2 separate regions of the Homo sapiens genome follow, and region 1 is linked to region 2. Evidence: chromatin loops called from intact Hi-C (ENCODE). Cell type or tissue: K562. All regions are shown on one strand. Links, peaks and the distances in the headings refer to the core of each region. The heading gives the core; the rest is flanking DNA.

Region 1 (15,064 bases), core at 4,188-12,187, 59 kb after region 2:
GGGTTTTGTGTGAAGAGAGTCTGTTCATAGGAAAACATGATCTGTTCATCAGTCTAGCTTGGCAGCTAGCTAAATAAACCACGTGTAACTCAATGGCTCATAGAGCTTTATTATTACCATAGAGATTTATGTTACCACAGGGGTATAAAAAGTATTAATGAATTAACAGAAGGTCTTTTATATTTCATTTATTACATCTCTTAGCAGACTGTTTTTTACTGTAAATGTGAACACACAGTTTTCCACTTCTTACTTGTTCATAGTTTTCTCGACAAAGAGTAGCTGCTTTTCTTAAAATTTTCCAGTTTTGTAGTTTAACCAATAATAGTTTCAGTGACTTCATTACATTAACACCCAATTGATACATAAACTTCAGAGGAGTTTGCCTTAATCAGTATGTTCATTGCTTTTTAAATTTTTTTGTCTTTCACAAAGATAGAAATTCAGTGCAGTTGTTTGTTTATTGGTTTAGTTTTTCTGGGCTACAAACATCTTAATTTCTTGATAGGCCAGTTGTAATGTGTGACTAAGGACTATATTCTTCAACCATTGCATTTGAAGCAATGGGCAGGTGTGGGATTTGGAAGCAGTATGAAAGTAACATCATTTGTTTCTGCAGACTTTGTAATTTTCTTCTGGAAAACCCAGATTATCCAAAGAGAGAAGACAGAATCATTATAAATCCCAGTAGCAGTCTGCTGGCCAGCCAAGATGAGACAAAGGCAAGTGTCATGTTCATGTTTTGCAGTCACTGCCTGGAAATGCTGTGCTTTGTTGTTGTTGTTGTTGTTGTTATCTCTGTGGGAAGAAAGTGCTTTGTTGGGACAAGTTTTTAAAGACTAGCCGAGGGACATAGGATTTCAGAATATATCTATACTTCAGTGCGATCTCCCAGTCTGAGCCACTTTGAATTCTGTCTGTCTTTAACTTCTATCTTTCCTTGTAATTCTTATCTTCCTTTTCCCACAAAGAATTGAACGAATTCTCCATATCTTTAATCCTACAAAGCAAATTCCTAAAGCAAAACAAGAATTGGCCAAAACTCTTAACATTTTATTATGAAAATTTTCAAACCTACAGAAAAATTGAAATATTTTACGTTGATCATTTATATACCTACCACTGGTACTAGTTAACAGTTTACTGTATCCTCTTTATCATACATATGTCCTCTGTCTGTCCATCAGCACAACTTTGTTATGTTTCATTTCATGATAATGCATTTCAAAGTAAATTGCAAAAACATGAGTACACTTCCCTCTAAGTACTTCAGCATGCAGGTCATTACCCAGAGTGGAATATCTTTTTTCTTTTGATGTGAGATTTGTATACAGCGTATACTATACATCTGTTTAACCAGATCTCATATCAAGATGTAAACAGTTTGGTTTTTAAAAACTTCAATCATTGTCATTATTTGTGATCTAAACTGGCATTTAGTGTGTTATATGGTCAAGTATGGTTGAGAACTAACTTTATTAAGATCTGTTGCTTGATCTTCCAACTCCCCATAGATTCTTTGACTGTCTCTCTTACGTATTCTGTAATAGAAAAAAAATAGTTGTTCGTAAATATGGTATGGAAAGAAGATGGCTGTAAGATTGGTTTAAATCCCCAACTATACTTCTTTAGTAGTAAAACTAGTCTGTCGGCTCCAGACAGGTTTGTTTAACCTCTCTGAGCCACCGTTTTCTCATCTGTCTTATAGGGCTGGTAACTTCCTTATAGAGTAATTAGAACAAATGTTATTCTTTTCTACACATGTAATTCTTAAAATGATTTCCCCTGTATGGGAAATGTACTGCCTGGCCTCTGATTTTATGCTTCTCTCTCATTTCAGTTGCCTAAAATAGACTTTTTTGACTATTCTAAATTGACCCCTCTTGACCAGCGCTGCTTCATCCAAGCTGCTGACCTCCTCATGGCCGACTTCAAAGTGCTCAGTAGTCAGGACATCAAGTGGGCCCTGCACGAGCTCAAAGGACACTATGCAATCACCCGAAAGGTACTCTACTTGGTCTTCCTGTTGGGGTCACACCTCTTGACTACATCTTCCCATGGTAACAGAATGAACAGTTCAGCTTGTGGAAATTGGGATGGTTTATGATTGCTAAGGAATTTATTAGGGTGAAGATAAATAGATGGGTATTTGCTCATCGTGACGGACTAAATGAAAAGAAATAATAGATAGATGAGAAGCAGAGAAGTTCTGCTTTGACCGTAAAAACATGGAGTGTAATACCTTCTACTGTGGAATGCAGGAGTGTGAAAGATGCATTCTAATGCTGCTCCTTCCTGATTTGCTTTCCAACTTGGGACAGGTCACACGACCATCCATCCCCCAGGTGGCTCAGTTACCAGTGATAGGACGTAAGGTCTGTAGAGAGTCCGGGAACACAGCAGTGCCCCCTCAGAAGAGAGTGGGCAGCTACTGACAGCTCCCAGCGTTCTCCCCGCAGGATCCTAAAATAGATGGCACTTAAAGGCCTTGGTTGAGGGTGAGGAGGGTGCTGGTTTGTGGTGGGTAACACAGGCGTCTTCCATGAAGGACAGCACACAGTGCCTGCTTTGTAGCTGTGGCCAGAACAGGAGCGCACGCACCAGCAGAGACCTTGGCTTACTCCTCTTGGTCGCTCTTACTGCCGTTAAATTGTATTCTACTGAAATTCTTGTGATTCTCAGCAAACACAGTGATGTTTCTTTTGTCCAAAGGACAAACGTGGAGTTATCGTAGTGGTTAAAATACTCATTGGGTCTTACCTGTAGGAAGGGAAGAACCAAGCCAAGGACTGTGGCTCATGCTAAGGTCTAGGCCAAGCCCCTTCCACCTTTTCTTTTTCTTTTTCTTTTTCTTTTTTTTTTTGAGACGGAGTCTCACTCTGTTGCCCAGGCTGGAGTGCAGTGGCCTAATCTCGGCTCACTGCAGCCTCTGCCTCCCCAGTTCAAGCAATTCTTCTGTCTCAGCCTCCTGAGTAGCTGGGACTGTAGGTGCTCACCACCGCGCCTGGTTGGTATTTTTAGTAAAGATGGGGTTTCACCATTTCGGCCAAGCTGGTCAGCAACTCCTGACCTCAGATGATCTGCCCACCTCAGCCTCCCACAGTGCTGGGATTACCTACATGAGCCACCGTGCCTGGCCAAAAAAAAAGACTGAAAGAAAAATAGAGGGGCTTTGAAAGGGTAAAACGGGAGGCAACCTAAGGTAGACCAAGGGTCTCCAGAAGGGCCACCCTGAGGAAGGGACATTTAATCACAGACCCACATAGGAGTTTGGTGAAAGGGGTCGTGGAAGATGTTAGTATCATTTATTGGGGTGAGAACTAGTATAAACATCTGCTTTGGAGAGAAATAATCACGAATTCAGTCTGGGAAACGTTGGTTGCCAATGTGCTGAGAAGGGCCTGTGAGACATCTGAGTAAAAATAATTCATTGGGAGGTTGAATGGACTAGAAAGTTTGGAAAATACAGACTGTAGATAGGATTTTTTTTTTTAATCTCCTTGGGTTTTATGGTGATAGGACTTTGAGAGTCATCAGCATATGGAAAATCTCACCAGCCAGGATGAGGTACCCAGAGATACCAGGTGAGAAGAGAGGACTCCTGACATGCAAAGACCAAGCGGAGGAGGCAGGCAGACAGGAAGGAGGAAGTTGAGAGACTGGAGCAGTCTGTATTATTATCATCATCATCATGGTTATTCTTGTTTAGAAACAGGGTCTCTCTCTCTCACCCAGGCTGGAGTACAGTGGCCCAATCGTGGCTTATTGCAACCTTGACCTGGGCTCAAGCCATCCTCCTGCCTCAGCCTCCCATGTAGCTAGGACTACAGGTGCACGCCACCACACCTGGATGATCTTTTTATTTCATTTTTTGTAGAAATGGGGTCTTGCTAGATTGTGCAGGCTGGTCTTGAACTCCTGGCCTCAGGCTATCCTCCCACCTCCACCTCCTAAAGCACTGGGTTGCCACCATGCCCAGCCTATGTTATTAAATGCTGCTAAGAGTTTGTGCAAGATGAGGACTAAAATGTAGATGGTAGACTTATAGACTTGGCCACTCAATAATAAGCATAGATTAGTAAGTGCAAAGGCAGGATAGATGCCAAATTAGAGACAGCTGGAAAGCTTGTGGTCATAAGGGTGAGGTGGTGAAACAGCAGATAAACAGCTCCTTTGATAAGTTTCTCTACAAAGAGGGGAAGAAGAAAGAGGGGCTGGCATTGAAAGAGAGATGAGATCACCTTCTCAACACCGCCACACTGGGGATTAAGTTTCAGCAGGAGTTTCAGGCAAACACTGCATCATAGCCACCCCGCTTCTCATTGCTGCCCAGACTGGGACCCCAGCCTGCCCTGCACCCTAACAGCGTAGCCACAGGACATGAGCCCCAAGGCCTCCTATCCCCTGCCACAGTCAGGAGTCCCACCCAGTCTTCCTGAAAGGCTCCCACTCTTCCTTCTTCTCTTGCAGGCGGAATGGCCTTACCTCACACACCCTTCCTTCCGTTTCAAATCAGGTACCCCTTCTCCCTCCTGTTTTTAGGATGGCAAAGACTTGAGCACTTTTTTTTTTTTTTTTTAAGACAGAGTCACGCTCTGTCGCCTAGGCTGGAGTGCAGTGGCGCGATCTCAGCTCACTGCAACCTCCGCTTTCCAGGTTCACTGATTCTCATGCCTTAGCCCCCCAAGTAGCTGGGATTACAGGCGCTTGCTACCACGTCCAGCTAATTTTTTGTATTTTTACTAGAGACGGGGTTTTGCCATGTTGTCCAGGCTGGTCTTGAACACCTGACCTCAGGTGATCCACCTGCCTCGGCCTCCCAAAGTGCTGGGATTACAGGCGTGAGCCACCGCGCCCACCCTGATTTGAACACATTTAAATCCTGATAAGGGAAATCTAACAGAGAGAAGCTGAAGGTAGGAAAGAAAAGGGATCCTCACCAGTGGAAGGATTTTGAACTCCAGCATCCTGTTACAGGGTGGGGTGGATATAGGTGCACACAGAGAAGAGTGTGGGGGAAGCAGGTTAGGGGAGAGTAAAGAGGAGCATTGACCAGAGAAACAACATGGAAGATTTGCCTACAGAATGGGACTCACCAGCCCATTGTCATGTGATTTTACCTGTACTTATTCAAGGACAGCTTGGACAGTTTTGTTTTGTTTGAGACAGGGTCTCCTGTGTTACCCAGGATGGAGTGCAGTGGCGCAATCATGGCTCACTGCAACCCTGCCTCTCAGGCTCAAGTGATTGTCCTATCTTAGCCTCCGAGTACCTGGGACCACAGCTGTGGACCACCACGCCCAGCTATTTTTTTGTATTTTTAGTAGAGACGGGGTGTCCCCATGTTGCCCGGGCAAGCCTTGAACACCTAAGCTCAAGTGATCCACCCCCGTCATCCTCCCACAGTGCTAGGATTACAGGTGTGAGCCACTGCACCCAGCCAACAGTTTTTCTTTTCCCTAGTTACTCTTTAATCTGTCAGTAAGTGTTTTGCTTCCACCACCGTACCAGTTTATGAAAGTCAGAGAAAATGAAAATAAAGAAATGCTGCCTATTTATTTTACCACTGCCTATTCCTTTTTTTTTTTTTTTTTTGCCCAGGCTGGAGTGCAGTGGTGCAGTGCAGTGGTGCAGTCTCGGCTCACTGCGACCTCCGCCTCCTGGGTTCAAGCGATTCTCCTGCCGCAGCCTCCTGAGTAGCTGGGATTACAGGCGTGCGCCACCATGCCCGGCTAATTTTTGTATTTTTAGTACAGACAGGGTTTCACCATGTTGGCCAGACTGGTGTCGAACTCCTGACCTCAAGGGATCTGCCCACTTGGCCTCCCAAAGTGTTGGGATTACAGGCGTCAGCCACCGCACCCAGCTGCCACTACCAATTGTTAGCCATGCTGGGTAGACAGCTGAAACTGTGTTAAAATGGCATTCAGGGATTGCCTGTCTCGTGTATTCTTATTTTCTATTTACAGAAGGAACCTTTCCTTTTCTCAATTTTTAGGCCTTGTCTGATGCCATTAAAAAATGGCAGGAGCTGTCACCAGAAACCAGTGGAAAAAGGAAGAAGAGAAAACAAATGAACCAGTATTCTTACATTGATTTCAAGTTTGAACAAGGTAATGCAAACTGTGTTGGTGGCAGTGTGTAGCTGCAACACTGTACCTTTTCTTCTTCACAGTCAGTGAAGGAAGCCGTGCTACAGGTGTCTGCTGAGCATCTGGACAGGCCAGTCCAAGGAGTGACTGACAGGAACTATTTTCTCAGCACATCAAAATTTTTAGGAAGTGGCTGCACTTGTTGGCTTCCTTCTTCCTACTTAAGATAAACTGTGAGAGGAAAATTTTGTGTGGTGTTAGAAAATTCATGTGTGAGAAGGTATTTGAGTGTGCTGTTAAGCTTGGGGGGAAAAACTGGTCTCAAAGGTTTGATGCGAATTGGCTGTGTTATTAGGTAAAAACTACCCAGACTTATGAATGAGGGCTTACTGCAGAGGGTCACTTATGCAACTGAGAGAATGGCTAATAGCCACGTTTCTCCAAAATTCTGTCATTCTTATTGATGAAATAACTGCTGAAAACCCTTTTGAAGAGGTTATTTAGGTCTGATCCCCAAAAATGTAAACTTGAGTGTTATAACAACTCAGATTTTATCTGAGTTGCTTCCACCCAGTAAAGGCGTTTACTACAACTTTTCTAGAGATCATCCCTTTCTGTTACATGTGTACTTAATTACCACACTTGATTTCAGGTATGACTAAGTGGAAACTCAGGTAACTATAAAGCTGGAAAGTATTTGTATTTACTATGAACTTTTCAGGCTCTAAAAGAAAATCCCTTAGGCTGTGACTCCTGAGGTTCCTAAGCCAGTCTGTGGAGCAGTGGCTCTGCTGACATGACATTCGCCCTGGCCTGTGGCAGAATGTAGAACTAGGGACAGTGTGCAGGTGGTTTTTCATTCAGCCAAATTTAGCCAGAGTTCAGAACAGGCATCCTTGTACATAGCCATACAGTATTTGTTTCTGACTTCAGTGGTGGAGAAAGTGCTATTTTGCAAGATAGTTGACTTCCTTGTTGGTCAGCTCTGTCTTTTAGACAGTTCTTCCTTTATATTTGTCAGCATGTACTTCCTGAAATGTCCTGCCATGGTTGTAGTTCTTGGCTGTGGAGAGAGATTCTGACTGTTGTCCCTTCATCAGCCTGACTGCCCTTCTCCTCTTCCCTGTGTGCCCTTCTCTAGCTTGTCAGGGTCTCTTTGAAAGTTGGGGTATAGAAGACTGCACATCATACTCCACATGAGGTCTGCTCACATTCAGCCTTGCTCTTTTCACCCACATTGCTGTCAGGTCATAAACCTGTCTCAGTTTTGCTGCATCTCACATTTTCCCATTAACTTCATTTCATTTGATTCAGTTTCTTGTTTTAGGTATAGCACTTTAATTTAGGTGCTGATTCTTTAATTTTACTTATCAGATAATCTTGAAGGACCCTGGAAGTATAAGATAGAAATTACACTTGATTTACATTAGTAGTTTAATGTTTATGACTCACACTTAGCCTTTTTTGACAGCTTTTTATAAGGACACAGGCTAAGAATCCCTCATCTGTTCCAGGGATCCCATTTTTCTCCTTTTCAGTTTGTTTTCCGTCTAAACACTGCTCTTTGGGCTATAATTGCTTGACTCAAAGAGTGAGACACGGTTCTCCCTCCTCTGTCCTTTTTATGGTCATGCAGGAAAATACATTAGAGGGAAGTTTGTAGACTTAATTGCATTTATTTATTTATTTTTTTTTTTTGAGACGGAGTCTTGCTCTGTCGCCCAGGCTGGAGTGCAGTGGCGCAATCTCGGCTCACTGCAAACTCCGCCTCCTGGGTTCACGCCATTCTCCTACCTCAGCCTCCCGAGTAGCTGGGACTACAGGTGCCCGCCACCGAGTCCGGCTAATTTTTTGTGTTTTTAGTAGAGACGGGGTTTCACCATGTTAGCCAGGATGGTCTCGATCTCCTGACCTCGTGATCCGCCCGCCTCGGCCTCCCAAAGTGCGAGATTACAGGCTTGAGCCACCGCACCCGGCCAATTGCATTTATTTTTTAAAATAAAGGACTGAAAATAAATCTTATTACTTTAACATGATAAACTACAAAAAGAACTGAGTAAAGACGAAAGAAATAATAGGTGAAAATTTTTTTAATTTGTAGCATTGATAATTACAGTAATTAACATTGAGCACTTAATATGTACCAGTCACTTTTCTAAGTGCTTTAATGGATTAATTCATTTATGTTTCAAATAGCCTTATGAGATGTATGTGCCATTATTATCATTTTATAGAAAAAAAGTGAAGCACAGAGAGGTTAAGTAACTTGGCAGATGTTACACAGCTAGCGAGTAGCCCAGCTGGGAATCTGGCTTCAAAGCTTACTGTCTAACCACGTGCTTTTCTATTCTCATAATACCAAAAACTGATTTTTTTTGTTGCTGTTGTTTTTTTTAATTTTAAGACGGAGTCCACTTCCCAAGCTCAAGCGATTCTCCTGCCTCAGCCTCGCAAGTAGCTGGAATTAATTACAGGTGTGCGCCATCATGCCTGGGGGGTTTCACCATGTTGGACAGGTTGGTCTCGAACTCCTAACCTTAGATGATGTGCCCTCCTTGGCCTCCCAAAGTGCTGGGATTACAGGCGTGAGTCACTGCGCCTGGCCCCAAAAACTGGTTTTCTGAAGAAAAGGTTTGAATTTAAAAAAACATGAGAGGCTGGGCGCGGTGGCTCATGCCTGTAATCCTGGCACTTTGGGAGGCCGAGGCAGGCGGATCACGAGGTCGGGAGATCAAGACCATCCTGGCTAACACAGTGAAACCCCGTCTTTACTAAAAATACAAAAAATTAGCCGGGCATGGTGGCGGGCGCCTGTAGTCCCAGCTACTCGGGAGGCTGAGGCAGGAGAATGGCGTGAACCCCGGGGGGCGGAGCTGACAGTGAGCCGAGATCGCACCACTGCACCCTTGCCTGGGCAACAGAGTGAGACTCTGTCTCAAAAAAAAACAAAACAAACAAACAAACAAAAAAAAAAACATGAGAATGAGCAAGAGAAAAGGAGAATCAAAATAAAATGTATTAGGAACCAGATAGTAAATATTAAAATCAAGAGATTACCAAGAACAGACAAGAGTAAATTGAAAATCTGAATGAGATAAAGTTTTCTAGAAAAACATAAATTGGCCAGGCGTTGTGGCTCACACCTGTAATCCCAGCACTTTGGGAGGCCAAGGCTGGTGGATCATTTAGCCCAGGACTTCAAGACCAGCCTGGACAACATGGCAAAATCCCATCTCTAAAAAAATACAAAAAAATTAGCTGGGTGTGGTGGCATCTGCCTGTATAGTCCCAGCTCCTCAGGAGGCTGAGGCGGGAGGATTGCCTGAGCCCAGGAGTTGAGGCTGCAGTGATCTGTGAATGTGCCACTGCACTCCAGCGTGAGCAGCAGAGCAAGGCTCTGTCTCCAAAAAGAAAATCATAAATTGCCAAATCAGTGAAACAAGTACAAAACCTAAACAGATCATTTACGTGTCTAATATTTGTTATTCTGCTCTCTTTTATTCTCATGTTATAATATATTGTGGTGAATCTAGGTACTGTTCCTTCAGCCCCTTGTATATTTGAATGCTTTGAAAATAAAAATGGTTGAAAATCATACAGCACATTTGCACCCACCAGAATGGCTAAAATTAAAAACCGATGATAGGTGTTGGTAAGGACATGGAGAGACTGGAACTCACATGCATTGCTGATGGAGGAAGGGTGTAAACTGGTACAACCACTTTGGAAAACTGGCATTATTTTCTGAAGCTGGAAGTAAGCCTATCCCATGATCTAGCAATTCGCAGGTAAATTGCGGACATACATTCACCAACAAATGGCTATAAGCAGCGCTATTCAGATTAACCCAAAACAGCAAACCCAAATGTCCTCAGTAGTGAAATAGATAATAAATTGTGGTATATTCACATAGTACACTAGTGACAGGATAGGAGATGCCTTCCAATTGGAGCATAAACAGAGGGAAAGAATCAGAAAGGTCAAAAAATGGATGGTAGGTTGGCTAATGGTAAGAAGCCCAGTCTTCCCAAATGGTAGAATGTGATAGAAAAGTCATGAAACGTACCATCAGAGAGAAGGTGGAGGATGAGGCCGGGAAGAATGGACATGGCTGGCCCAGGTTCCTAACACATAGTTGTCTGCATGCTTTTGCATTGTCGTATATCTTCTAGGTGACATAAAAATAGAAAAGAGGATGTTCTTTCTTGAAAATAAGCGACGACATTGTAGGTCCTATGACCGACGTGCTCTCCTTCCAGCTGTGCAACAAGAGCAGGAGTTCTATGAGCAGAAAATCAAAGAGATGGCAGAGGTAGGAAGATGTGCTCTGGTCTTGGGGTGTGTTTCTGGGATTCTGGTTTGCTCTTAGGGTTTAGTTAGTACAAAACTGTCTTTTAAGATTTCCCTTTTCTTCAGACTGTTAAATTTGGATATATGCAAAGTTTTTAAAAGAAAAAACCTGGATTTTGTCATAATACTTATGTTTGTGGTTTCATAAATCAGATTCATGTTAGAAAATTTTAATTGGAGCTTAGTGTATCTATTTTACCTCCTCCCTCAGCCTCGGTTCCATTTCGCTCTTTAATTTTTCTAAATATAGTATCAAATGTGCAAGTCAGCTGGAATGTATATATTGGTTGTTTAATAAGTATCTTCTAAACCAGTGGCTCTCAAAGTGTGACCCAGAGATCCCTGGGTTTCCCAAGACTCTCTTGGGGGTCTGCGAGGTCAAACCTCTTATAACTATGCTAAGACATTACAGTGACCCTTGAACAACATGAAAGTTAGGAGTGCTTCCCCCTGTGCAGCTGAAAGTCAGCATATAATGTTTGACTGCCCCAAAACTTCACTGTGAACAGCCTACCGTTGACAGGAAGCCTTACCCATAATAGTCGATGAGCACGTTTGGTATGTTTTGTGTATTACATGCTGTATTCTTAGAATAAGGTAAGCTAGAGAAAACGTTATTAAGAAAATGAGAAGGAAAATATATTTCATATTCATTAAATGGAAGTGTGGATCAGCATGAGAAGGTCTTTATCTTCATGGTCTTCACGTTGAGTAGGCTGAGGAGGAGGGGTGTGTTGGTTTTGCTGTCTCAGGGTGGCAGAAGCAGAAGAAAATCAGCACATAAGTGGGTCCCCACAGTTCACATCTCTGTTGATCAAGCTCAGCTATATTTGCTTTTTCACCATATTGAGTTTGTACCAGCAGAACAAAAGCAGTGGTGCCTTGGCATGAATCAGGCCAGTGTCGTAGAGCCATCGTCACAATCATTGTTTTCTTCACCACCATGCACTTACATTTTTAAGACACACCAGTTTCACCTGAAAATGTCTTTGATAAAGCAGTAAAAATTACTTTACCAAGTTTTGACCGTTGGAAACATCTTTTCAATATTCTGTGTAATAAAATGAAGTCTTCATAAAGTGCTTCTGCCACATCCCAGGATATGAAGCTTGTCTTATATCCAGGTATGAGGAAAGCACTTATGCAACTGAGCCACAAAGCAGCTGCATTGGCCACTTTTTACTTGGAAAAAAGTGACAGAAAAACTATGATTATTCAAAATAGGTATTTGGCAGGCATTTTCTCAAAAATGAATGAAGTGATTATTTTTGACCAAAATTCTAGATTTTAAGCAGAAATTAGAATTTATTGTTTTGATCCATCTGTTATAGAATGACATTCATTGATATCACCAATCTTATCAGATAAGTATTTAAAGTATTGGCAAATTGATGAATGTAGTTCATTGTAGTCTTTTATTCTTGGTGATATTCACATTGTCCCATCTCTGACTATTGGCTGCCCCTTCAAGTTAGTCTCTCTTAACCCGACCCCTGTAGTCTCTGACAACATCTTTGCTTTTGGGCACAGCCAAATGACCCCGTTTCAGCTTCTGCTTTCTCAGACCTGGACTCAACAATTTTCCAAAGTACCTTCTTTGCTTTTTTCTTTTCTTTTTTGACAGAGGAGCTCCATGTGTTACTTAGGCTGGAGTGCAGTGATGCAATCATGGCTTACTGCTTCAACCTACCTCCTGGGCTCAAGCAGTCCTTCCATCTCAACCTCCTGAGTAATTGGGACTGCAGGTGTGCACCACCACACCTGGCTAACTTTTTTTGTAGAGCCTGGGTTTCCCCATGCTGTCCAGGCTGGTCTCGAACTTCTGGCCTCAAGCCGTCCTCCCAACTCAGCCGCCCAAATTGTTGGGGTTACAGGCATGCACCACCATGCCCTGCCAACTTTCTTTTCTCTGATGCTAAAAGTCTTGGTTCTTAATAATATTAATAACATTATTCAATATTTAAAATATTTTAAAGTCACTTGAAATAAATCTCGGTGCTTATACCATTAACTTGATAAACAAGTTTATTCGTTTCTGGCCAGGCACAGTGGCTTATGCATGTAATCCCAGCACTTTGGGAGGCCAAGGCAGGCAATCACTTGAGGCCAGGAGTTCAAGACTAAAAAAACTTAAGTTTGGCCGGGTGGGATGGCTCATGCCTGTAATCCCAGCATGATTACATGCTTTGGAAGGCCGAGGTGGGCAGATCACCTGAGATCAGGAGTTACAGACCAGCCTGACCAACATGGCAAAACTCTGTCTCTACTAAAAATAAATTAGCTGGGCATGGTGGCACACACCTGTAATCCCAGCTACTTGGGAGGATGAGGCACGAGAATTGCTTGAACATGGGAGGTCGAGGTTGGTTGCAGTGAGCCAAAATCATGCCACTGCACTCCAGCCTGGGCAACAAAGCAAGACTCAGTTTCAAAAAAAAAAAAAAGGGTGGGTTATTTCTTTCTGTTTGTTTTGAACTTTTAGAGAATTGGTTTTGTTTTTTTGTCTAAGGTTGTAAAAATTTTAGTTCTGAAATAAAAACTATAAAACAAGGAATATTCAGAAATATCTAGCTTTTGTGCTGTCCCTTTCTCGCATTTTGTTTGTTTGTTTTTTGAGACGGAGTCTCGCTTTGTCACCCAGGCTGGAGTGCAGTGGCAGGATCTCGGCTCACTGCAACGTCTGACTCCTGGGTTCAAGGGCTTCTCCTGCCTCAGCCACCTTAGTAGCTGGGATTACAGGTGCGCCCCACCATGCCTGGCTAATTTTTGTATTTTTAGTAGAGACAGGGTTTCGCCATGTTGACCAGGCTGGTGTCAAACTCCTGACCTTAAGCAATCCCCCCACCTTGGCCTCCCAAAGTGCTGGGATTATAGGCGTGAGCCACTGCACCTGGCCCCCTGCTTTGTTTATATATAACCATTATTGTTAGTCTTTGGTTTACCTTTCCTTATTTTATGGAAAAGCAAATAAGTATACGTATTTTTATTTACCCGTCTTTCTTATCCAGATAGTAGCAGACCAAGTAGCTGGGATTACAGGTGTGTGCCACCATGTGTACTAGCTCACACCTGTAGTCCCAGCTACTCGGGAAGCTGAGGTGGGAGGATCTCTTGAGCCTGGGAGGTCGAGGCTGCAGTGAGCTGAGATTGCACCACTGCACTCCAGCCTGGGCGACAAAGTGAGACTCTGTCTCATAAATAATTTAATGTAATCCCAAATGTTGGCAGACTCTTCTGCGACTGCATTTTTCATTTAACCATGCATCCTGGCAGTCACTCTGCAGCAATTCATAGGGATTTTTCTCTTTCCTTTTTGAAACTGGCTGGTATACCATTTTATGTAATACCACAGTTTATTCAGTCATTCCCCTATTGATGGATGTTTAGGGTTGTTTCCAGGTTTTTGCTATTATAAATAGTGCCATGATAAGTTTGTGCATACATCATTCCCTGTTTCTGCCCAGTTGCATCTTTGGGCTAGACTCTTGGAAGTGGCATTGATGACTCTGTGCCAGTGCCCCACCAGTGTGGTTGTCTTGTTTTGCATTCTCACCAGTAATGTGTGGGGGTGCCCACTACCACACAGCCTCGCCAGCGAAGTCTGTTGTTAAACTTAGTTTTTGTATGTTTGTTTGTTTTTTGAGATGGAGTTTCACTCTTGTTGCCCGGGCTAGAGTGCAATGGTGCGATTTCGGCTCACTGCAACCTCTGCCTCCCAGGTTCAAGTAATCTTCCTGCTTCAGCCTCCCAAGTAGCTGGGATTACAGGTGCACGCCACCATGCCCAGCTAATTTTGTATTTTTAGTAGAGATGGGGTTTTTCCATGTTGGTCAGGCTGGTCTCGAACTCCTGATCTCAGGTGATCTGCCCACCTCGGCCTTCCAAAGTGCTGGGATTACAGGCATGAGCCATCCCACCCGGCCAAACTTAGTTTTTATTTGTTCAGTTTGTTTTTGTTGATGCTATTCTTTGCTGTTCAAAGTGTTTTATGTGTCAGCCTTTTCCCTTATTTATTCTACATTTTGAGTCATACTTAAGAAATATTGTCCTGTATTTTCTAGCTCTCTGATCCACTTAAAATTTATTCACAGGTAACCTTTTTGAACTGCTAAACTGTGTAATTGAAGAGATCGCAATACTGGAGTTATGTTTATGGAAATAAATACTAAATGGTTAGTGTCATTTTTACTAAATTTGTGTCTGAATGTGTGCCTTTTTTGTTCTTCAGCATGAAGACTTTTTGCTTGCCCTACAGATGAATGAAGAACAGTATCAAAAGGTAGTTTGAAATCTCACCTTGTTTATTCTGGGCATTTTCATGGGCTGTTTTCTCTTACCATGTTTTGTCAGCATTTTTGATGGCAAATTTGTTTTTGGATAACCTCCTGTTTGGTGAGTTTGCAGTTCAGCCAAGTTATAGTCAGATACGTGATCTAGTATAGTCACTCTTATACCACACTGAATCAGAATTGAAGGGAAGATAATAGATGTTCCTGTTAAAAATCATTACCTGACATTCATCAGATACACTCATAAAGGAAAGTTTACAACTTAGATATCACTTTAGAGTTAACGAGGTATGTCTAACCTCAGGGCAAGATGGGTTTCTGTATGTAAAAAAA
Region 2 (15,064 bases), core at 2,585-10,584:
TCCGTCAGTGCCAGTGGGAAAGTAAAATGATGTACCAGTTTGGGAAACAGTTTGGTTCTTACTATATGATTTAGCAATTCCACACTTAGAGAATGAACATGTATTCACCCAACAACTTTTACACCAATGTGCATAGCAGTTTTATTCATAATTGCCCCAAAATAAAAGAAACTCAATGTGCACCGGCTGGTGAATGGATGAGTGAATTGTGTCATATCTTTGTGGTCGAATACTACTCAGCAGTAAAAAGGAATGAACTACTGATACATGTAACATAGAAGAATCTCAGAAACATGCGGAGGCCAGGCACGGGGGCTCACGCCTGTAATCCCAGCACTTTGGGAGGCTGAGGTGGGAGAATCACTTGAGCTCAGGAGGTCGAGACCAGACTGGGCAAACATAGCAAGACCTCGTCCCTATTAAAAATCAAAACAATGCCGGGCGCGGTGGCTCACGCCTGTAATCCCAGCACTTTGGGAGGCCGAGGTGGGTGGATCACAAGGTCAGGAGATCAAGACCATCCTGGCTAACACGGTGAAACCCCATCTCTACTAAAAATACAAAAAATTAGCTGGGTGAGGTGGCGGGCGCCTGTGGTCCCAGCTACTCAGGAGGCTGAGGCAGGAGAACGGCGTGAACCCAGGGGGCGGAGCCTGCAGTGAGCCAGGATCGCGCCACTGCACTCCAGCCTGGGCGACAGAGCGAGACTCCGTCTCAGAAAAAAAAAAAAAAATCGAAAAAATTATCCAGGCATGGTGATGTGTGCCTGTAGTCTCAGCTCCTCAGTAGGCTGAGGCAGGAAGATGGCTTCAGTCTGGGAGACCAAGGCTGCAGTGAGCTAAGATCATACCACTGCACTCCAGCCTGGGCAACAGAGTGAGACCCTGTCTCAAAAAACAAAAAACATGCTGAGCAAAAGAAACCAGACACAAGAGTACATGCCATATGATCCCATGTATGTGAAACTACAGAAAGATAAATTCTAGTCTAAAATGAGATAAAGGGCTGGGTGCGGTAGCTCAAGCCTGTAATCCCAGCACTTTGGGAGGCCAAGGCAGGCGGATCACCTGAGGTCAGGAGTTCGAGACCACCCTGGCCAACTTTAGTTGGCCATGTTTTTAGTAGAGATGGCAAAAGCTCATCTCTACTGAAAATACAAAAATTAGCTGGACGTGGTGGTGGATGTCTGTAATCCCAGCTACTCGAGAGGATGAGGCAAGAGAATCGCTTGGACCTGGGAGGCGGAGGTTGCAGTGAGCCAAAATCACGCCACTGCACTCCAGCCTGGGCGACAGAGTGAGACTCCATAACAAAAATAAAATAAAATAAAAATACAAAGAATTAGGTGGGTGTGGTGGTGGGGGGTGGGGCCTGTAATCCCAGCTACTCAGGAGGCTGAGGCAGAAGAATCCCTTGAACCCGGGAGGCAGAGGTTGCGGTGAGCCGAGATTGCACCAGTGCACTCCAGCCTGGGTGACAGAGCAAGACTCCATCTCAAAATAAATAAATAAGTGACAAACAGCAAGTGCCCAAAAGCAGGTGGTTGCCTAGCGCCAGGGATGAGGGTTATGGATAGACTGGAAGGAACAGAAGGGAATAGTTTGGGGTGATGGAAATGATCTCTATCTTGATTGTGGGGGGGTTACGAGAGTGTATAAATTTGTCAAAACTGATAGAAAGGTACACTTAAACGGGGTGCCTTGTACCACGTATAAATTACACCTCAGTACCATTGATTTTTTTTTTTTTACAAGTAATGGGCCAAAATGGCAGGAAATTACTGCTTCTGAAAGCAGACTGAGTTTGGGAATAATGTCCTCTATGACAACACCAGCACACCTTCATGTAGATACGGCTGATGACAGTTCTTGGGAACAAAATGACGATGGACAAATTGTGAATAATGGCGGTCCTCCACTGCTGTCAATGATTTCACAGGTCAGATGCACATTAAACTAACTGTAATCAGAAAATGCAATGAAGCCGTGCCGTGATGACTCATGGGGTGGGGGAGTTACAGCCTCGGCTCTCTGGCAGGCTCATGGGGTGAGTGCAGGTTGCACGCCTTTGGCCGTAACTGCATGGAATTACAGCCAGCACAGATGATACGGATTTTCATAGACAGAACTTCCATGCTTCTTCCCAGGAAAACAGCAAAACATCACTTGTTGACAATAGTTTAGTCTGCAGGTAGCTATCTTGCCCTTTCTGATTCTTGGTGCTGGTTAACATTAAGACAAAGAAAACAGGCCAGGTGTGGTGGCTCACACCTGTAATCCCAGCACTTTGGGAGGCCAAGGCGGGCGGATCACCTGAGGTCGGGAGTTCGAGATCAGCCTGAACAACATTGAGAAACCCTGTCTCTACTAAAAATAGAAAATTAGCCGGGAGTGGTGGCATATGCCTGTAATCCCAGCTACTCGGGAGGCCGAGGCAGGAGAATTGCTTGAAACTGGGAGGCAGAGGTTGCAGTGAGCCAAGATCACACCATTGCACTCCAGCCTGGGAAACAAGAGCAAAACTCCTTTCAAACAAACAAACAAACAGACAAAAATAGGACAGGTGCGGTGTGGCTCAAGCCTATAATCTCAGCACTTTGGGAGGCCGAGGCAGGAGGATCACTTGAGGCCAGGAGTTTGAGACCAGCCTGAGAAACACAGCGAGACCCCATCTATACAAAAAAATTAAAAAATTAGTCGGGCGTGGTGGCACACACCTGTAGTCCCAGCTACTCAGGAGGCAGGGGTGGGAGGGTCACTTGAGCCTGGGAGGTCAAGGCTGCAGTGAACTATGATTGACTGAGTCACTGCACTCTAGCCTCGGTGACAGAGTGAGACCCCCAACCCCACCCCACCCCCCTCCAAAAAAAAACAGGGCCGGGCACAGTGGCTCACGCCTGTGATGCCAACACTTTGGAAGGCCGAAGCAGGCAGATCACCTGAGGTCAGGAGTTCAAGACTAGCTTGGCCAACGTGGTGAAACCCTGCCTCTACTGAAAATACAAAAATTAGGCGGATGTGGTGGCGGGCACCTGTAATCTCAGCTACTTGGGCTGAGACTCGAGAATCACTTGAATCCGGGAGGCAGAGTTTGCAGTGAGCCAAGATCATGCCATTGCACTCCAGCATGAGCGACAAGAGTGAAACTCCGTCTCCAAAAAAAAAAAAAAAAAAAAAAGGCCAGAGGCTTCAAAAGTAACCAGAATGATTCCAGTTCAAAAGTAACCAGAATGATTCCAGTTCAAAAGTAACCAGAATGATTCCAGACAACCTAGAAGGAGGGAGTAGCTTCCTCTCGCCCTCACTGGGAAAAATGCAGAGATATGATAGTTGTCTTTATGACTCCGAAAATGCTTAAGACAAGAAGAGCATGTAAACAAATAACTCCTATGAGAGCTTCTCAATTCACACATGATCCCATTTCATCCTTGCAAGAACACCGGGCAATAGATAATATCTTAAAATTCCCATTTTACAAATAAAAAATTCCCCGCCAGACATGGCAGTTCACATCTGCCATCCCACCACTTTAGGAGGGCAAGATGGAAGGATCACTTAGAGCCAGGAGTTCGAGACCACCCTGGGCAACAAAGCGAGACTCTGTTTCTATAATTTTTTTTTTTTTTTGAGGCGAAGTCTTGCTGTGTTACCTAGGCTGGGGTGCAGTGGCGCAACCTCGGCTCACTGCAACCTCTGCCTCCTGGGTTAAAGTGATTCTCCTGCCTCAGCCTCCTGTGTAGCTGGGACTAGAGGCATGTGTCACCACACCTGGCTATCTATTAATGTTTTTTTAAATTAAACTTCAAAATAAAGGCCTGGCATGGTGGCTTACACCTGTAATCCCAGCACTTTGGGCTGAGACAGGCAGATCACCTGAGGTGAGGAGTTTGAGACCAGCATGGCCAACATGGTGAAACCCCGTCTCTACAAAAAATATTTTAAAAATTAGCCGGGTGTGATGGTGGGTGCCTGTAGTCCCAGCTACTTGGGAGACTGAGCCAGGAGAATCGCTTGAACCTGGGAGGCAGAGGTTCCAGTGAGGCAAGATCGTGCCACTGCACTCCAGCCTGGGCGATGGAAGGAGACACCGTCTCAAAAATAAATAAATAAAGACAAAAATAAAGTCTCTCTTCTCATTGCCATCACGTCTGAGTCAGAGTCTCCAAAAAGCCTGAACAAATAAAAAATTCCAGACTCAGGCCAGGTGCGGTGGCTCATGCCTGTAATTCCAGCACTTTGGGAGGCCAAGGCGGGTGGATCACGAGGTCAGGAGATCGAGACCATCCTGGCTAACACGGCGAAACCCCATCTCTACTAAAAATACAAAAAAAAATTAGCCCTTGGTGGCGGGCGCCTGTAGTCCCAGCTACTCGGGAGGCTGAGGCAGGAGAACGGCGTGAGCCCAGGAGGCGGAGCTTGCAGTGAACCAAGATCGCGCCACCGCACTCCAGACTGGGTGGCACAGCAAGACTTCATCTCAAAAAAAAAAAAAAAAAAAGCTAGACTCAGAGAGGTTACTCGATCGCACCTGCCTTGGGTGTGACACCAACCACAGAGGGGTTCAGTGGTCCGGAAAGAACCTTGCACTCCTGCTAAGATCACCAAGCTCTCCTTCCAATACTGCTTTCTTCCAACATCTCAAAGGGCTTATGAGGACCATCCTAAGAAGAAGGCTGTAACTGACAGCGATTATCCACCTCCCCCAAGAGGACCAGCATGGAGGATAAGCTCATCAAGGCCAATGCCTTTGTTTTACCTTCCAGGTGATTCCAGGATCTCATCTCAGGTAAGTATCTATCTTAAACTCTCTCTCCTGTTCACCCTCTAATGTCTCCCATGCACTGCACCCTCTAACTCAGGGCCTGACATCTGTAAGATCCCTAGATCCTCGTCCTGTTCTGTAAGCAGCCCTTCAATTTCTACTTCACTGAAACATGACTATTCCCTCAGGACACTGTTCCCCAAAGCACTATGAGTAGTGGTCTTTTTCTGTCCCATGCAAGCCCCCATAAGCCACACTCTACTGTCTTAGAGAAGGAACACTCATTGCCGCATCAAGACTATTGTTCCTCTCATTTCCCTGTTTTGTTTTTGTTTGCTTCTTTTGAGACAGGCTGTTGTTCTGTCATCCAGGCTGGAGTGCAGCAGTGCAATCATAGCTCACAGCAGCCTCGGACTCCTGGGCTCAAACAATCCTCTGGCCGGGTTTAGTGGCTCGCTCCTGTAATTCCAGCACTTTGGTAGGCCGAGGTGGGTAGATTACCTGAGGTCAGGAGTTCAAGACCAGCCTGGCCAACATGGTGAAACCCTGTCTCTACTGAAAATACGAAAATTAGCCGGGCGTGGTGGCACATGCTTGTAATCCCAGCTACTCAGGAGGCTGAGGCAGGAGAATCGCTTGAGCCCAGAAGGTGGAGGTTGCAGTGAGCCAAGATCGTGCCACCGCACTCCAGCCTGGCTGACAGAGTGAGATTCTGTCCAAAAAAACAAAACAAACAAAACAAAACAAAACAAAAAAATCCTCCCACCTCAGTCTCCTGAGTAGCTGGGACTATAGGTGCGCACCACCATGCCCGGCTAATTTTTATTTTTGTAAAGATGGGGTCTTACTCTATTGCCCAGGATCGTCTCAAACTCCTGGCTTCAAGCCATCCTCCCACCTCCATTTCCCAAAATGTTCGGATTCCAGGTATAAGCCACTATGCCCAGCCCAGACTCATTTATCTAATTACTGACTTGATATCTCTACTTGAAGGTGTACTTGGCAATTTTTTTTTTTTTGAGACACAGTCTCACTCTGTTACCCAGGCTGAAGTGCAGTGGCATAATCACTGCACTACAACCTCCCCCTCCTCGGTTCAAGCAATTCTTGTGCCTCGGCCTCCCGAGTAGCTCGGATTACAGGCACGCACCACCATGCCCAGCTAATTTTTGTATTTTTAGTAGAGACGGGGTTTCACCATGGTGGCCAGGCTGGTCTCGAACTCCTGACCTCAAGTGATCTGCCTGCCTCGGCCTCCCAATGTGCTGGGATTACAGGCGTGAACCACCACGCCTGGCCAGCAATTATTTTAAGAGTTGGGGTCTTGCTATTTTGCTAAGGCTGGTCTTGAACTCCTGGCCTCAAGCGATCCTCCTGCCTTGGCCTTCCAAAGCGCGGGGATTATGGACATGAGCCACTGTGCCCAGCAGGAGCAGTATTTTAGTCAGTTATTCACTTGCTCACTAAAACCTAAACTTCCTGAGGCCAGGAACACATTTTACTTTTTTTTTTTTTCGAGATGGAGGGTTGCTCTGTTGCCCAGGCTGGAGTGCAGGGGCGCCATGTTGGCTCACTACAACCTCCGCCTCCCAGGTTCAAGTGATTTTCCCGCCTCAGCCTCCTGAGTAGCTGGGATTACAGGCATCCGCCACCATGCCTGGCTAATTTTTTTATTTTTGGTAGAGACGGGTTTCACCATGTTGGCCAGGCTGGTCTCCAACGTCTGACCTCAAGTGATCCACCCGCCTTGGCCTCCCAAAGTGCTGGGATTACAGGCGTGAGCCACTGTGCCCAGCCATGGGACCCACTTTACTCTTAATTTCCCCAATTCCTAGAACAGTGTGTGGCCCACAGGAAATCCGCAGAATATATTTGCAGAATGAATGAATGACTTGCCAAACGAATTAGGGCAAATCAGTAGATATCGAGTAAACATCCACAACCACCTGCCCCATACCCTTTTCAGCTCTGGGGAGATGGTGGCTCCTTGTGGGGTCGGATATGGGGGTCTCCTTTCCTTTCACCCTCCTGCCTCGTGGGGGAGTCAAGTCTCCGCAGGCGGAGAGCCCGGATGCAGGCGCGACTAGGCGGCCCTCTCTATGGTGAGCCCCCCGGTCCCTCCTCCGCAGTACCCGGAGTGCCTCTATGGTTCTTCCTGTCCTTAGTCGGGAGGGGGCGCTGTGCGCAGGCGCGAGGTGACGCCGCGGCAGGGCCGGAAGGAGTGCAGCGGCTGCCACGGAGCTCGCAGCTGCGGCTTCTGAGGAGTAAGCGGCGCGGTAGCGAAGGCCGCCGAACCTGCCTGGCTAGCCGGCGACTTGAGTGACGAGTGAGTGTCGGCTGCGGGGCGCGCTCGAGCTCCTGGGCGGGTCTGTGAGGCGACGCGGCCTCTCTGAGGGGCGCCTCTGTGGAGCTCCGGGGGTGGGGGCGGGGGCGCGGGCCGTGAGGGCCGCCGAGCTGAGGGGCGCGGGCCGAGGCCCGGGCGGGATCGGGCCAAGGGGCTGGGCTGGGCGTCTCGAGCCCGGTGCGGTGGCGAGGCTGGAGCGACAAAGGCGCTGAGCGGCCGGGTGGCCCCCTCTCGCCACTTCGCGAAGTTTCGCGGGCCGGCCCCTCGGGTCTGCTGCGCGAGGGCAACAGCCCGGGAGACCGCGCTTCCCTCCCCCGGGCCCGAGGCCGCCGCGGAGGCGGTGTCCGTGCACCCGAGCGCGGCCTGGAGGAGCGGCGGGAGGCGGGCCGTGCCTGTGAACCCCAGCCCAGGCGGGCGGCGTTTTTCCTCCTCTTCCCTCACATCTGGAGCGCGTGTTCCGCGAAAGTTGGCGACTGTCACCCGGCACTCGCGAGGGCGCCGCAAGTGCGTCAAACCCTTCTGCGGGGCGCTGGGGGCTGGCCCGGCTCGGGTGTCCGGGCGCTGGGCAGCGAGCGAGGCCGCTGTCCCCGCGTCGAGGTGGTTCTGCTCCCGGTGGAACAGGACCAGGGATCCAAGACTCTGGGCCACTTGCAACCAACCCTGGAGCGTGCGCGGCGTGCGGGTTACAGAAATTTCTGACAAATCCGACAGGGCTCTGTAAATCCCTAAGGGCCTGGGTAGCAGCTGTCCTAGGTACTTAGATCGTGCAAAGAGAACGTTCTTTTTTCTTTTACTTTTTTTTTTTTCTCCTTTTCTTTGAGACGGAGTCTTGCTCTGTTGCCCAGGCTGGAGTGCAGTGGCGCGATCCCGGCTCACTGCAAGCTCTGCCTCCCGGATTCAAGCGATTTTCCTGCCTCAGCCTCACAGGGATTGCCTCAGCTGGGATTACAGGCATTTGCCACCACGTCCAGCTAATTTTTGTATTTTTAGTAGAGACGGGATTTCTCCGTGTTGGCCAGGCTGGTCTCTAACGTCTGACCTCAGGTGATCCCTCCGCCTCGGCCTCCCAAAGTGCTACAGTCTTTTCAAAAGACGTTTCAGATATGTTCTCCGGGACCCTCGGGCCCTTCAGTAAGAAGCGCCCTGGCTGAAAACCCACACGTTCACCTACAGAAGAAGCACTGTGACGTAGAGGGTGAGCAGAGCAGAGGGCCTCACAGTGGCCCTCACATGCACCTGGCTCCAGCCTGGCCAGGTCATTTTGCCCTGGTGGGCCTGTGCCTCAAAAATGGGGTTTCTTCCCTTGTGAGGAAGACCCATGAATTAGTAACGGAATTGCCAGGAATGCTAAAAACTATCTAAATGCCATGTATTGTTTTCAAGCTGTTACTCCTGGAAGGGGCTGGGTTGGCATTGTTTTAGAGGTTAGGAGCCAAACATCAGCTCATCTATTCTCCAGCTGTTGTTTGTCCTCCATCTTCCTGCAATAGTCAGGCACAGGGTCTTATAAAAATGGGTTTGTGCTGCTGTATGTTTCGGTGGGTACCTTTGTTTACTGAATGGGATGTAGGTGGGGGACCAGAGCATATCCGCGTCCCTCGGAAACAGTGGCGTTTTAGATGTAGTATGTCCCGTCAGCTCCTCTCTGCCCCACCCACCCCAGCCCATTCATTGAGCATTTTTTTTTTTTTTTTGAGGCGGAGTCTGGCTGTATTTCCCAGGCTAAAGTGCAGTGGTGCCATCTCTGCCCACTGCACCCTCCGCCTGCCAGCTTCAAGTAATTCTCCTGCCTCAGCCTCCCGAGTAGCTGGAATTACAGGCGCGCACCACCACGCTCGGCTAACTTTTTTTTTTTTTTTTTTTTTTAAGAGACGGAGTCTAGCTGTGCTGCCCAACTCCTGGGTTTAAGTGACCCTCAGCCTCCCAAAGCACAAGAATTACAGGCTTTAGCCACCGTGCTCTGCCAGAACATTCTTTACGCGCTGAGAAGGGAGAGAAGCGGGAAGATTCTATGAAACATCTCAATTTAGTCGGCTTGCTTTAAGGAAGAAGGCTAATACATGGCCTGGCTTTGCCTTGGTTTTGTATTTCATAATTTATTGCGCCTGGGGTGTGGGGAGTAGTGGTGGATTTGAGGAAATGCCTGGAGAGTCTGGGCCAGATTTTGGACCCCCTGGCAAACCTCATTCGAGGCTTTAGATTTTTACCCTGATTAGAGCAGCAGCAGCTAATAAAAGAGAACTCCTGAAGCCCCTGTGGAGAAATCTGATAAAGAAGGGTTAGGTGTGAGTGAGGCAGATCGAAAGTTGATGAATAGGATAGTTGAGAGAGCTGGTATTTGCTGATTCTACTACCAGCTACTATTTAATGTGTTTACAAAATTCTAGGCATTGCTATATTCTAGCTCTTTAGAGACATAATTCATTCTCATACCTGATATCATTATATTTGCATTATTGTTAAAGATAATAGAACATAGTTGGGAATGGTGTGGCTCACGCCCGTAATCCCAGCACTTTGGGAGGCCGAGGCGGGCAGATCACCTAAGGTCAGGAGTTCGAGACCAGCCTGGCCAACATGGTGAAACCCCGTCTCTACTAAAAATACAAAAATTAGCCAGGTGTGATGGCGTGCGCCTGTAATCCCAGCTACTGGGGAGGCTGAGGCAGGAGAATCACATGAACTCGGGAGGCGGAGGTTGCAGTGATCCGAGATTGTGCCACTGCACTCCAGCCTGGGTGACAGAGCGAGACTCCGTCTCAAAAATAATAATAATTTTAAAAAAAGAAACTGAGGTGCTGAAAAATATCTAGTCCCAAAACTTGTAAGGGTCAGCGTGGAACTTGAACTCAGTTTGGACCCAGAGTTCATGCCACTAATTATCCTTCTATAATTAGTGAGTGCTATTTATTCTGAAAGTACATCTACTATTGAAGATCATCTACTGTGCCATCCGATATGCTATGTCCTGGGGCTTTGGGATCAAGTGACACTTTGGTTCTGCCTTCTTGGAACTTAAGTTTTAGCAGAGGAGACCAAAATTACACATAGTTTCCTAAATAAGTATATTAAAGTATTGTTGGAAGTACTTTGAAGAAATGAGGTACGTTGTGTGATTGAACCAGGGAGGAACATCTAGGGGATAATCAGGAACAATTTTTCTCTGAGGAGAAAGCAAAGAACCGAACAATGAATAGAGTTAATTTGGTCCAAGAGGCAGTGAAGAAGAGTAGTTTAGCTGGGGAAGAGCCTGCAGTGGAAGGAAGGAGCAAGTCATGGAACTGAACCATTGTTACTACTGAATGGTGAATGCGGGGGGAAAAGGTATGAGGTAAGGCCCGCTATGTCAGCAAGGTCAGGTGATGGTAGCGTTTTGTAGGCCATGGTAAGGATTTCGGTTTCACCATGGTGAGATTTGTGGTTTAAAAGAAATAACTCAAATGCCGTATGAAAACATGTCAAGGGATGGAGCCTGCAAGGCAGTACTTGGGCTAGAAGCAGAAGCATGTCCTTTGGTCACAGAAGATTCAGTTCTAAAAAGATCGTTGAAAACGTTGATTTTACCCTCCACACATGAGGATGTACTTACTTATCTGTCCTAGTTTCTAAACTAATTTTCATTGGACAGTTGAAGAAAATCTTGATGTTTTATGTTAAATTGTTTAGCCCGCCCACTGAAGATTTTGAGTTTAATTTTTGATTTAAAACCTTTCCTATTGTAAAAATACACAGATAATAGGATTCTTAGAGCTGTTAAACTCTAGACTAATTGTTTGCATATTTATATCCATAATGATGGATGTTATTTTACCATATTTTGTCCACATATTAAAGTTAACACAATTTTCGTTTTCTTTCTCTGAACTCATCATCTGCTTTGTTCTTCCTTAATAGCATCACCATCCTGTGGTCACCTGATCTCAGCGTCTAGGTCAACTTTGATTCCTTTCTTCTTGCCCTGATGGCCAGTGACATACACAGATCCCATCGACTCTAACTCTGCAGTCAGTGTCTTGTATTCTTCTCCTCCCCCTAGGTACTGTTGGCTCTTGTTTCCTGGCACCGGTTGTCTCCTACATGCCATCTTACACATTGCAGCCAGGTTGATTTTTCTAAAGCACAGCTGTCATTGCATTGCTTCCCATTGGCTAGAAAATAAAATCTGAGCTCTGTTTCAGTTATCTGTTGATGTATAACAAACCACCCTAATACTTACTGCTTCATAGAATAATTTTGTTTGTTGACAGTTTTATGAATCAGGAGAATTGAGAAGTGCTCACCTGGGCCATTTTTCTCTGGTCGACATGTTGTCAGCAGAGGTGGCCAGTGCTGGAGCATCCGCTTCCACAATGTCTTCTTCGTTCACATGCCTTGTCAAAGACTGCTGGAAGGCCGGGCTCCACTGGCTCTTTCCCTCCACGTGTAGTGTCAGGTCTTTCTGTGTGATCTCTCAGCAGGGTATTCAGACTTTTTACCTGATGACTCTGGGCCCAGGAGCCCTAAGTGAAAGCTGTTGTGCTCACTCGCTCTTTCTCTTCCTTTCTTTCACTTTCTTTTTCTTTCTTTCTTTCTTTTTTTCTCTCTCTCTCTCTTTTTCTCTCTCTCTTTTTTTTTTTTTTTTTTGGACAGAGTCTCCCTCTGTCGCACAGGCTGGAGTGCAGTGGCACAATATCAGCTCACTGCAACCTCCTCCTCCCAGGTTCAAGCCATTCTTGTGCCTCAGCCTCCAGAGTAACAGGGATTACAGGCATGAGCCACCACACCCAGCTAATTTTTGTATTTTTTTAGTAGAGTCAGGGGCTGCTGTGCTTTTAAAGGATAAACCCAGATCTGACACGTCTCTCACTTTAGCTTGATATGGCTATTCCTGTGAAACCTTCACTGACTACCTGCCCTTCCCCTATAGTCTTTTTTTTTTTTTTTTTTTTGAGACGGAGTCTTGCTCTGTCGCCCAGGCTAGAGTGCAGTGGCCCGATCTTAGCTCACTGCAAGCTCCGCCTCCCGGGTTCTCGCCATTCTCCTGCCTCAGCCTCCTGAGTAGCTAGGACTACAGGCGCCCGCCACCACGCCTGGCTAATTTTTTTGTGCTTTTTTTTTTTTTTAAGTAGAGACGGGGTTTCACCGTGTTAGCCAGGATGGTCTCCGTCTCCTGACCTCGTGATCCGCCCGCCTTGGCCTCCCAAAGTGCTGGGATTACAGGCTTGAGCCACCGTGCCCGGCTATAGTCTCTTTATTACACTAGTGACTTTATTCTCTGATTGATGGGACTCTGAGTTCTTTGAGACAAAATCCATTTGAGAGTTTGTTTTGATGTATTCCCGATGATGCATAACCAATTCTTGTTACATAAAATGCTGTAGCAGTACAGTCAGCTCTCCATATCCACAGCTTTCACATATGGATATGGAGAGCTAACAGTAAACTTTTTCTGTATTGATTTAATATTAATTGTATTAGTACAGACTTACAAAAGGATGGATATCCAAAGAATGGTTAGGATGAGCAACTGGTATTTGAATGAAAAACAATCGTTTATAGACATTTTTAAAAACATGCTGGGAAGAGGTATTGTGGAGGCCTGGTGTGACACGGGCATGTCATCTTCTTCCAGCCTGTGCCTAGCTCTGCTTTGCCCACTTTTTCTTTTTTTTTTTGAGATGGAATCTCGCTCTGTCACCCAGGCAGGAGTGCAGTGGCGCATTCTAGGCTCACTGCAAGCTTTGCATCCCGGGTTCAAGCATTTCTCCTGCCTCAGCCTCCCGAGTAGCTGGGACTACAGGTGCCTGCAACCACGCCTGGCTAGTTTTTGTATTTTTAGTAGAGACAGGTTTTACCGTGTTGGCCAGGCTGGTCTTGAACTCCTGACCTCAAATAATCCACTCACCTCGGCCTCTCAAAGTTTTGGGATTACAGGTGTGAGCCACTGCACCTGGCCTGCTTTGCCCACTTTTTGCTGGGAAGTCAAAGGGATTAACTCATTAAATTTGAAAGTCTTTAGTGACCCCCAAATCTGTTGCAGAAGTGGCAGGCATATTTACAGGAAGTATTCTGGAGAGCCAGGGGCACTACAGAGCCCTAGGATCATACAGTAGTAGTTTAGGAGCATATACATAAGGAAAAATGGAGAAGCAGCATGAATAGAACAAGGAGAAAAAAATGATTTGTAGAAGACAGCCTCAAGCATTCTGGTCACGAGGAAGTGAAGGTGAGATTTTGAAAACCAGAAAATTGGGTGAGAGAACCGTGAGCGATTCTCTTTTCTTCCTGACTTCCTTTGTTTCCCATATTTTCTGTAATGGGCAATACTTGATAACTGAAGAAAATCCTAATTGTTGTTGCCTAGGCCATGTTTCCTGACTCTGGTTCTATGGCCATGGTGAATAACAGCTCCAGTCTTTGACAGAGGAAGAAGTTTTTGGAGCCACTCGTTCAACAACTGTGCTAGGCATTGGAAATACAACTATAAGTAAGAAAAGAGGCCAGGCACAGTGACTTACGACTGTAATCTCACCACTTTGGTGAGTGTCGGGGGGGTGGATCACCTGAGGTCGGCATTTCAAGACCAACCTAAGATGGCGAAACCTCATCTCTACTAAAAATATAAAATTAGCTGGGCATGGTGGCAACATGCCTGTAACTTGGGAGGCTGAGACAGGAGAATCACTTGAACTCTGGAGGGGATGTTGCAGTGAACTGAGATTGCACCATTGCACTCCAGCCTGGGCAACAAGAGCAAAACTTCGTCTCAATAAAAAAAAAAAAAGTAACTTGGAATGGGAAAATAAAGATTTTTTCCCCCCTTGAACTGTATTTTATTAATAAGCACTGCATTTCCTGTGTACTTGTGATTACAATGCAGCTATTTTGATGGTATTTACCATATACAAAGTGGCTTCTCATTTTTCAACATAGCCTTGTAATGTAAGAATAGCTATTTTGATTTTTCTGTTTCGCAGGTAACAGTTAATAAAAATAGCACAATGTCACACTTAGTATATATCAGGCACTGTGCTAAAACTTCATGTAATTCAACTGATTTAGTTTTTAAAAAGTTTTTATTTTTTAAAATTAATGAATTTTTTTGGAGGTAGGTTCTCCCTCTGCCGCCTATGCTGGAGTGCAATGGTGCTATCATAGCTTACTTGCAGCATTGAACTCCTGGGCTCAAAGGATTCTCTTGCTTCAGCAACCACAGTAAAGCTGGGACTTGGGCACATGCCACTCTACCTACCCGCAACTAATTTTAAAACAACTGTATTCTCATTTTACAAATGAGGAAATTGGCCTAGGAGATTGAACAATTTATCTGGAGCCACCGATTGACTAAATGGGAAACCAAGATTTAAACATAGGCAGTATTATCCGAAGCCCAGATTAAAAGACTTGAGTGTCAGAGAGTTAAATGACCTGATACAGAGACTTACATTTAGTTAAGAGTAGAAATTCCATCATCAGAATTCTTTTCTTCTCACAGGTTGGGGCCACTGGTGTGCCACTCATGAGGAATTTTTTGAACCGTTACTAGCAGTCTGCTTAACTACAAGCCTGACATTTCAACTAAATTAGCTGTAAAAATGACTCACATCTCCCTTTGATTTTCAGTGTAAAATTGAAGGAAGCCAGTTGTGGTCAAAGAAAAAATAAGAAATTTGGCTTGGGGCCAGGCACGGTGACTCGCCTGTTATCCCAGGACTTTGGGAGGCTGAGGCAGGCAGATCACTGAAGTCAGGAGTTCAAGATCAGCCTGGCCAACATGACAAAACCACTTCTCTACTAAAAATACAAAAATTAACCAGCATGGTGGCACGCATGTGTCGTCCCAGCTACTCAGGGAGGCTGAGGCAGGAGAATCGCTTGAACCTGGGAGACGGAGGTTGCAGTGAGCTGAGATCGTGCCACTGCACTCCAGCCTGGGTGACAAAGCAAGATTCCGTCTCAAAATTTGGCTTGAAAATAGTG

What was found. A loop is a pair of places that touch in the nucleus more often than their neighbours do. Peaks named below come from ENCODE experiments on the same cell type or tissue, not always from the same donor. Only the 100,000 strongest peaks of a DNase experiment are listed, where the experiment ranks them.
Region 1: a loop joins it to region 2, with 2.6 times the contacts of the local background. A loop is called at or near these places in 4 of 110 quality-filtered maps.

What each region holds. Positions count from the first base shown.
Region 1 is chr7:5,716,373-5,731,436 of GRCh38, reverse strand. It overlaps RNF216 (ring finger protein 216), which reads left to right. Exons shown (of 17, transcript NM_207111.4): 6 at 620-722; 7 at 1,841-2,005; 8 at 5,999-6,113; 9 at 10,265-10,404; 10 at 14,671-14,721. Among named protein-coding and RNA genes, the nearest start is that of MIR6874, 12 kb to the right of the region's middle. In K562, for the core only: no CTCF peak of the experiment used is centred there; no DNase peak of the experiment used is centred there.
Region 2 is chr7:5,773,564-5,788,627 of GRCh38, reverse strand. It overlaps RNF216 (ring finger protein 216), which reads left to right and starts at 6,965. Exons shown (of 17, transcript NM_207111.4): 1 at 6,965-7,087. RefSeq lists a silencer at 7,167-7,556. In K562, for the core only: a CTCF peak has its summit at 6,918 (motif pointing right); a DNase peak (open chromatin) is centred at 6,927; H3K4me3 peaks cover 1,948 bases.